2 separate regions of the Homo sapiens genome follow, and region 2 is linked to region 1. A link is a loop called in an ENCODE intact Hi-C map of the cell type or tissue named here. Cell type or tissue: heart left ventricle. All regions are shown on one strand. Region 1 overlaps SIL1 (SIL1 nucleotide exchange factor). Region 2 overlaps SIL1 (SIL1 nucleotide exchange factor).

Region 1 (5,000 bases):
AAAACCTAGCTAGAACATTTTGAATACAGCAGTTTGCTTGCCACCAAAACACTAAATTGCAATATTTTATATTTATCTCTATTTAAATTTTAGTTGATGCTGCATAAATGTTAACATGGTCTTAAGCTAATACAATCACAGAAAAGTCTTAATAACACCACACATTGGCACAGCCCCTGGGTGAGTTACGGGTCTGCAAAGCAGGCCCAACGCATGTTTCTCAAGTCACTTAATTAGTCCCCTTTAACTAGGATGTGACATGAAAATGCTACACAGTTTCCCCCAAGTAATGTATTTCCAGAAGCAACGGCAAGGGACGTATAGGATAATTTGTTCATATTAAAGGTAGAATAAAAGTACTCGGGAGTAAGGCAAAGATTTCCAAAAAGGGTCTGGAGAGAGGTTAATAATGTTGGATTTAGTTCTTTTCTGGCCTGAGAAGTAAAAAGTGAGCTTTAGTAAGTTCTCAAGCCTCTAAAGCCTTATAAGGCTAAGACCCTGGATTTCCTGGACTTCCTCATGACTGAAACCGCAGATACTAACGTCAAACATGCAGATTTTCCATCTTTCCAGTGGCTGCACAGGAGGAGATTTCCCTGGGCTTCCTGGGAGACTTTGGTTCTGGGAGGTGAGACCAAGGGAGGTGGAGTTGCCCTTGAGGCCAGAGCCTTGACTGTCAACACCACCAACACAGGGAGCCAGGGCTTGAAGATCCAGGCAGAGTGGTGATAACGGAAACAAAGGCCGGCAGTGCCTCTCCTCATGGAACAACTCCTCCAGCTTTCCCAGCTCTGCCCTTCAACTTACTAAGAAAATATGCTGAATGCCTTTCAGAGTGAGAGAGCATCAGACTGAGATTCTGATTTAAAAAACAAGCACAGATAAAGCACAAAGGAAATCTTCTCGAAACAAAGCCTATAATGGTAAATATGTTCAGAATAGCTTTTCTCCTGTAACATCGTGACCTGCATCTAAGCATCTAATAGCCTCCACCCATGCCCTTGCAGCAAGAATCAGAATATTTGTTCCTGTTTTAAAGGCACAAATGGTCCTAAGAGCAGATTTTCAAAAATGGGAGGAACAATAGCTCCAATGGACCAATTGCAGCATGCAGATATCTTGACCTTTGCAGGTGGTGTAGAATGATGTGGTGCCTACATATCTTTTGGCATCTACTCTTTCGAGATGCTACCTCCCCACTCCTCTTGCCTTATCAGTCTTCCATCACAAGCCAGACTAACTGAAATTCTCAACAATTTCCAACCTAGAGAGGGCGATAATCTGACGGCATGTACATTGGTTCCAGACAACTAGGGCAAGACACATTCCTCCCTGAAAGCACCCCCTTGGTCAGGCTCATCATTTATTCGTCACTAGATGTAGCTTTACTGCCAAAAGACCTACTCTTGTTTATTCCCCTCCCTCTCTACTATTTATAGTTGGTCTAACTTTTTACAAGCTTTGAATAAAACAGAGAATGTGACCTAAGATGTGTTATTAAATGTCCATACACATAAGATGGGGGAACAGAGAGTCACAGATGGTGACAACATGGGTAAAAATTCCTATCTACTTGGAATAAGGGCAGAATCAAATTTTACTCTAGTTTCATTGAGATGACACTGAAATGTCAGTAGCAACAGGCACATTCAAGTGTACCCTTCTTCCAAGCAGATCAGGCCAAGCAATTCTGGCCATTGGGACGTCCATTATACTGCTCACCTGGAAAAGGCAGCGCCCAGCACAAACGCAGCATACTCCTTCACGAGGGGCTCTGTGCTGTTCAGCCCATTGATCACCACTTGAAGACCACCAAAGGAAAGCAGGTCCTGCGCATTGTCCATCTGCAACAGAGCCACTGCTTAGTACAGCATAGCCATCAGGGACAGGAAAGCTGTTCTTAGAGCCTTTCTTTTGGTGACTACCCAAAAACAAATTAAAAAGCCATGGAAAAATCAATAATGGCCTTTTTGACTAAGAAAAGGTTTGTAAAAACCAATTTTTTAATACTCTTAAATTTGAGAACTCCTAATTCATCTAACACGATTGATGAGCACCTGCGTGGGAATCAGCAGAAATGACACCTAGCTATTGCTTATGCCAAACATGTCCTGGAAAATTCTAATATCATAATGAGTCACAAAGCTTGCTCCTAATGTACAAGCTGTTAACACAAAGAATCTGGCGTCATCAGCACCACTAAATGGTGCCATGCTTCCTGCTGATGTCCAATCCCAATGGGGACAGTGGAGGCAGATTTTTAAAGCTGATTTTAAATTAGAAGCTAGGGACTATAAAAGGAGCCCTGTTATTGGGAGGGGGGTTGCCGTAAGAGTGCTGGGGAGGGGGGAATAACAATAGTACCTTTCTCTTGCATCTCAGGTTGACTGCATCTGAAGACATTCATGATAAAATATGCAAGAAAATCGCTCTCCCAAAGGTTTCTGTCTAAGCCTGTGCTACTGGCTAGTGGCTATGTATCAGACAGTGCAGAACATTTCTATCATTACATAAAGTTCTATTCAACAGCATTGGTCTAGGCTATCATTTAAGCTCCAAATCCCCAAGTCCGGATTCTCTCTTTTACTCTATAGCGGATCTCATTACCCACAGTTTATTAGTACCCTGGAACAAGACAACTCGCTTTCCTCAGAAAGGTCACTGGATCCTGTTTTCTACATGTACCCGCTACAGTCTCCCTCGAATATATCTTTGTTGCCACAAAGGCTGCATCTTGCCCATATGCTAATCCCACGCTATCAATCATGAGGAAAACTCAGGAAGCTGAAGCCCAACAACTGTGGCTGCTACCCATCTTTCTCCTCCAGATTCCACAGGGCCCCTTCCCAACTGCATCCTTGCCTCTCTGAACTAGGAGAGGACTCTGACAGAGAAATCAAGTGTGAGGATTGGTATTTGACTGTGCTAGTGTTTTGTGGTGGCCTAGCCTGTTGTTGCCACTTGAAAAATCATATTCATACACATTTGGATGGAATCTCCATGACAGCAGGGGTTTTGTCTGTCTGTCCACGCTTGTAGCTCCAGGGACTAGGATGGTGCTGAGCATATGGTTAGGTGTTCAATGAATAACTGTTGCATTAATGAGTATGAATTTGATCAGAAAAGAATGTTCCTGAAATAAAGCTCCAGTGTGAATAAAAAGGCAATCTGGGGTATCTGTGCCAACAAAATGAATGGGCCTCTGGTACCGCAGACATGAAGTAATGGCTAAACCAGGTTGTGAAGTAAGCATGAAGTCTGCTCTGCCATGTGGCCCCAGGCCATGGACATTTTTCTGCCCCAAACTGTTCTTATGAAGAGGAATAACTGGTTGAGCCACAGCCCAGCTAACTAGGGAGACTCAGGGTTGGGTGCTTTGCTGACATAAGCACCTTCCTTCCTTCCCTACATGCTCTAATTTTACAATGTAAGAATTCACTACCTATTCTTTGGTTGTCCTTCCTCTGGGTTTTCTGGATACAAAACTATGGCTCAGAATCCTGTCATACCACGCCTGGAATGGCCACTTATAAAGCTGGTATGAGTTCCTAGCAGAGCAGCTGCCACTCGGTCAGCTCCAAAGCAACACAGCCCAGAATCATGGACCTTCTGTTCTAGAGTCAGTTTATCTACTATTACTACAATGATAATTCAGCATGATAGAAATGCAGACATTTATATAAGCACTTCAGCCTTTTTGGGATGTTTTCTCATGGTTTACTTCACTAACAGTGAGGAAGAAACGATTCATTCTGCCCAGTGCACATCAAAAGCTGGGCCCCCCCCTGGTGACATACAGGAGAAACCATGACCATAGCCCAGGTCCACAGCTCCCCATCTCGGTCTGGGGCCAAAACTGTTCTCAGGCTGCCTTCGGGGTGGGGTGGGACAGGCAGAGAGGAAGAGGAGGAGGGAGTGCAGGAGGGAACTATGCCAACACCCTGGAGGAAAGGAAAGAAGCAGGGCACTGATAAGACAATGAGAGAATGGGAAACAGCGAAGGGGAAAAATGGTGGCACACAGCTGAGGAGACACGTGGGAGAAGGCAAATGTACTGCCCGAGGTAGATGGGGCGGACGGAGGCCGCTCCTCATAAATAACTCACCATCTGTTTCCACACACAAGGTTTTGCTTTTCACATATCCTGTTTAATAATTCAAATATGGCTGTGAGGAAGCCTGGCAGACCTGGTTTGGGTCCTTGGAGCCTACAGCTCCTCAAACCACCATTCAGTGAGTCTGGAATGAGAAAGGACTGGGGAAGTTCCTGGCTAGGAAAGTGCCATCTTCCTTAAAACTAGTACTACATCACCCCAAGCCCCCATCACAACTGGGACTCGGGCCGAGTTGTGTCTTACTTAATCCCCCAGTGAAATCACAGCTTAACATTGCTGCATGGCAGCCTGATGCACCAGCCCTTCCAGTCAAAACACCAATGATCCAGAACATTTCTCTGCCAACAGACAAATTTGGCTTCTGCCAGGGACTGATTTTGGGATGACCTCAGGATGGGTCTGGTGAGGTGGCCTGTGAAAGCAGAATGGGGATGTCACCTTAGGGAAGACACTGCCAAGTGACAAAGAGCCTACAAGGGAAAACAAAGAACTTTGTTGGGGCAATGCTAGCCCAAGCCTCCTGTGGACTCACACCCTTCCAGGTATGATAAGCTCTCCAGTCATTTTGGTGTTTCATGTGCAAGAGCCCATGGTGACCTGATACCTAAAGATTCATCCAAATATGTTAAGATGAGAAAAAATAGAAGCTGTCAACATCAAAGGAGGACTGAGTTGGCAAATAACCCCTTATATCCTTAATCCTTTAAATATCTCTAATGGAAAAGCTGTTGGAGTTCTTGGTTTTTACCCTGGAGAGTAAGACTGGAAAGGGGAAAGAGAACCGAGGTTCATTTTTTTTCTCTAAGAGGATCAGAGTCCTGCTATTTGAGGCCTGAGAAAGAGTTATGAGCAGAGAAAGAAGATGAAGAGGCTGCCCCATAATTCC
Region 2 (5,000 bases), 110 kb after region 1:
TGAGATTCTGCCACTAAAAAAAATAAAAAAAATTAAAATGGGCAAAGGACTTGAATAAACATTTCTCCAAAGAAGATATACAAATGGCCAATAGGGACACGAAAAGGTTCTCAACATCATTAACCATGAGGGAAATGCAAATCAAAACCACAATGATACACCACTTCACACCCACAATGATGGCTGTAATTTTTTTTTTAAGTAAAATAACAAGTGTTGGTGAAGATGTGGATTAACTGGAACCCTCGTACATTGCTGGTGTAGATATAAAACAGTGCAGCCACTTGGGAATAGCTTGGTGGCTCCTCAGAAAGCTAAATATAGAATTAACATATGTCCCGGCAATTCCACTCCTAGGCATATCCCCCAAAGAATTGAAAACAGGGACTCAAACAGATATATGTACATCAATGTTCATTGCAGCATTATTCACGATACCCAAAAGGTGGAAACAATCCAAGTGCCATCAAAAGATGGATTTTCAAAATGTGGTATATACATACAATGGAATATTATTCAGCCATAAAAGGAATGAAATTCTGATACATGCTGCAACATGGAAGCTTGAAAACATTATCCCAAGTGAAATAAGTCAGACACAAAAGCTCAGATATTGTATGATTCTAATTATATGAAATATTTAGAACAGACAAATTCATTTAGATAGAAAGTAGAAAAGCAGTTACCGGGTTAAGGAAAAGGGGAAATGGAGAGTTACTCCTTAATAGGTAAAGAGTTTCTATTTGGAATAGTGAAAATATTCTAGTAAACTAGGATAGACGTCAAGAAAACTTAATCCAAATTAGCAAATGATCTAGGAAAGAAAAACAAAATAAAACAAGCAAAACAAACAAGAAAACCTTATGAAAATTCAGGATGTGTCAGTATTAGCCCAGACCCTTATAAGAGGTTTTAATATTTATCCCTCAGCCCCAGTATACCTCATTAGGCAGTTTACTCAATTGAGGCTTAAGTGAGTTAATTACAGGGCAGCACCTCTGAAGAATGCGGTGTTTACTTTTTCTCTATCCCACTCCTGCCACATTCCTCCCTGCTTCACCTTAACAAATTGGACCTGTGGCATGATTGCAGTGGGACCCAAAGCGTGCCTGAACCCACTCTCAGAAGTCATTACCCCTCTGCCCTGCCCACATCTTCTCAGGGGTCGGAAGAAACTTTCCCTAAGGACATCTGCAGCCATGAAGGAAAACAGCCCTGCTGGACCGCCACTGTGCAAAAAAGCACAGCCAAATGGAAAAGCAAAGGCTCGGGTACTAAAAATAGCTGCTACACTCACCCAGCAGCAAAAGCCTTAGCTTTCTGCCAGCTCCCCCCCTCTTTTTTTGCCGACAAAATGGAACGGCTGAGTGCCACGAGAGCTTCCCCCAGCAACCTGGCTCCCTGGGGCACCAATCACACTGAAAGACAGGGATTGAGTTCACAGCACCACACCAGGCTCTGGATAGGTGACTGGCCATCCCTGGGTGTGAGCAGGAGAGGGGCCAGGCTGGGTGAGGATGAACAAGGGCAAGGCGTCACCACAACAGGAGGGAGAAGGCTAGGGAGGCCTAGGGAGATGGTTCCTGAGAGGGCACAACCCTAGAGCTGCCTATACTGCTCTATACTTCTGTTAACGCTGCAGCCTTGGCTGTGGGGAGAAAAAGAATAAAGAATAGAAGTGGGGGACTCACAGCATTATCAGGACAACATACAACAAAACAAAGATTAACCCAAAGCCACAGATATCCCTCCCCTTCCATGAGATACTCATGTGTATACACACACACACACAGACACACACATACAGACACACAGTTATGAGCTTCCTTCTTACAGCTAGGGATCAACAACGAAACTGGTGCTGGGGAAAAAGAAGAGGAGGAAGAGCTAAATGAGAAGGAAATAGTCAAGGGCAAAGAAGACAAATGAGCAGAAGGGGGAGGCCCAGAAGGGACTGAGGAAGAAGAGGTCAGGGGCAGCTGATGCACACACAGCAGCTTCCCCCACTCCTTGGAGTGGGAAGAGGAGTGGAGGGTGAGAGAAATGGTAGCTCCCACAGGGCTCCCAGCCATCTCTGTCTCCTGCACACACGCTAACACTGTCAGAAACATTTTCTGCCAATACTAAGGATGAGAGGTGGATTCACAAGTGGATCCTTCATCTTCCCTCAATAATTCCACATGGACTGCACAGCTGACCCAGTTATTGCCTCTATATATTTTTCCACAAAACAGGGAGAGAGAATGAGAGAGAGAAAGAGAGGACAAGAACATGGAGCTGAGGTGGGCAGTGGGAGAGGGATGGGGAGATTGAGAGGACTGAGGAGAGACCTAGGTGAGGCTGGGAGAAAGGTGTGAGATAGTTTCTCAGGCTTCACAGGGGCATCCAGAGAGCAAGAGCAAGTACAAACTACAGCATGCAGGCACGGAAAACAGTGTTCTCCGTCCTTTTAAGGCCTGGCCTGCAGCCACGTCACCTGGTCTTGGTCCTTACTCAAGAAGTGGCAGGCATAGTTTGCCCTGGGCTTTATGCTAAAGCTGAGGGAGAAGGGAAAGGGGGAAAGGGAAGTGGCACACAGCTATGCTTTGCCAGGATGGCCCACCATCACAAGCAGGGACAGAGGCAGCAGCAGTGGCAAAAGCCAGCTGCGGTCCCTGGCATAAGTAAAGCCAAAGTCATGGCATCCCATTGAGGCACAGTTTGGCACACCTGGCCTGATGATAGTGCCATTCCCAAACCACTTGCCACCCATAAACTCTGGGTTCACCTGATCAATGGCCCCTGCATACCCTGCAAAAAAAAAAAAATCCTTCTCATCATCCTTGGCTTTCAATGGAGGACAGACCTACATCTTTACATTTATGGCCCTCTTCTGACATAAAATACCATCACTCTGTCCAGGAAAGGGGAAACTATTTCAGTGTCTCACCGGTAACTCTTTCCTTAAGTATCCTTGGGCTTTGGGACAGAAGAGACAATAAGGTACTTGAGATGCCCATTTTTCTATCAAAAGTGTCCATTTGTAGGCTGTACCTCTGCTTAAATAGAGGTTGGATGCACTCACCAATCTGTATTGCCAGCTTACTGCAGCCCAGAGCAGATGTTTGGGGAGCAGGTGGGAGGAGGCCACTCGGCCCCCACCTCTCTCAGTGCCTCATGTCTTCCACACAATTCAGACAAGACTGGGGGTGGGGATTGGGCCCTGTGTAAACAAGACGTCTCTTCTTAATGTCTTTTCTCCAGAATGGAAAACAAAAGAATGGGATGAGGATGGCAAGAAGCCAATAAAGGGAGAGGGAGCAGTATTGCTGGGTCTCTGGCAGCTTCTGACACACCTGGCAGGACCCATGGGCAGTAGCTGAGTTTCAGGACCAGAGCACAGAAAGAACTGGAAAAGGTTCTAAGTGTCCTGGACAAGCAAAGCCAACTCAGTAGCCTGCCATGGAGCCCTTGGAATTCCATCTTATAAAATGCTCATGTTATTAACCTACACTGTATGTTCATGTATTTGTTTTCCTGAATCTCCTGGGAAAAGTGAAAGGGCAAGAATTCCTACTTCCATTTTATAAGGAAGAAACTGAAGCAAAGAGACAAAAGAAACAAAAACACTGGGTAGTATAACACATGGACTTGAAGTCAGACAGACCTAAGGCCAATTCTTGGCTCTGCCACTTCCTAGCTATGTGATCTTGGACACAACTTCACTAGGCCTCAGTTTCTTCACCTATAAAATAGGTACATTAAGAATTTCTACTTCAAAGGTTGGTAGCGAGGATTAAATAAAGCAATGAATAGGAAGTACTGGGTACAGCACCTAGCATCTAATCATCACTCCATTTTTTTATTAGTTGTTTTGTTTGTTTTCTGAGACAGGGCCTCACTCTGTCACCCAGGCTGGAGTGCAATGACACAATCTCAGCTCACTGCAACCTCTGCTTCCCAAGCTCAAGCAATCCTCCCATCTCAGCCTCCTGAGTAGCTGGGACTACTACCGAGTAGCAGATATGGTGTGCCACCATACCTGGCTTTTTAAAATTTATTATTTTTGTAGAGATGGGGTTTCACCATGTTGCCCAGGCTGGTCTCGAACTCCTGGGCTCAACTGATCCACCCATGTCAGCCTCCCAAAGTGTTGGGATTACAGTCCTGAGCCTCGGTGCCCGGCCCACTCCATCATTGGAATGGAAATGATGACTGCTGCCCTGGACCCGCAGCCCATCAGAGCCAGGCCAGGCAACTACTCTCCAAAGCTCCTGCTCCCTGTTAGATCCACACACTGTCCAGCTGACCCATGCCTCAAATGAGGACCAAAGCCTTTTGTTGGGTAGCTACTCCCAGGAGGTAAAGGAAATAAATGTTAAAGGATGACCCTCCTGGCTGAAAATGGAGAAACCCGAGGCAGTTTTCTGCTGAGCCCCAAGGCAGACCCAGCCCACTCAGTGCTTTTCCTAGCATATTGGCATCCAGAGAGCCAAGCCACCAACATGCAGAACTGCCAGCTGCAGGAACAGCTGTAAGACAATCACCTGCTTTACAAACTGAAGGTTAGAGGATGAGCTCTTCCACAGACACACATTCATTACTATTTATGGGCTGCACAAACTCATATGCACACATACAGTCACTCACCTCTACACAAACAGAAGTGCACTACCTAATTTAAGCAGACAAATATGAAGCTGGAGAAACAACGCAAAGAGGACACTGAAAGGACGCCCCTGACAAGGGAGAACAACGTGCAAAGGCTTAAGAAAAGAAATGGAATTTTAAAGAATAATTTGAAGGACAAGAAAAACAAGTTTGTAATAGTCAGGCAAACAAGCTTTTCCCGCCTGAGACAATACTAAACAGAAAGTCAAGAGGCAGACAGCAATTAAATGGAAAGTCTTTGAACAGCAAAACAAATGTGGCTTCTAACTAGTCCAGCCCCCAGCTGGCAAGGTGGCTGGACTGGAACATCCCTGAGCCAGTGGCCATTTGTACAATGGGGATAATATCTC

What was found. A loop is a pair of places that touch in the nucleus more often than their neighbours do. Peaks named below come from ENCODE experiments on the same cell type or tissue, not always from the same donor. Only the 100,000 strongest peaks of a DNase experiment are listed, where the experiment ranks them.
Region 2: it touches region 1 in a loop (2.4-fold over the local background); 1 of 110 quality-filtered maps calls a loop at or near these places.

The regions. Positions count from the first base shown.
Region 1 is chr5:139,019,449-139,024,448 of GRCh38, forward strand. It overlaps SIL1 (SIL1 nucleotide exchange factor), which reads right to left. Exons shown (of 10, transcript NM_022464.5): 7 at 1,723-1,844. Among named protein-coding and RNA genes, the nearest start is that of LRRTM2, 150 kb to the left of the region's middle. In heart left ventricle, no CTCF peak of the experiment used is centred here; no DNase peak of the experiment used is centred here.
Region 2 is chr5:139,130,270-139,135,269 of GRCh38, forward strand. The region is part of intron 1 of SIL1 (SIL1 nucleotide exchange factor); the gene reads right to left. Among named protein-coding and RNA genes, the nearest start is that of SIL1, 66 kb to the right of the region's middle. In heart left ventricle, no CTCF peak of the experiment used is centred here; no DNase peak of the experiment used is centred here; H3K4me3 peaks cover 932 bases; H3K27ac peaks cover 3,053 bases.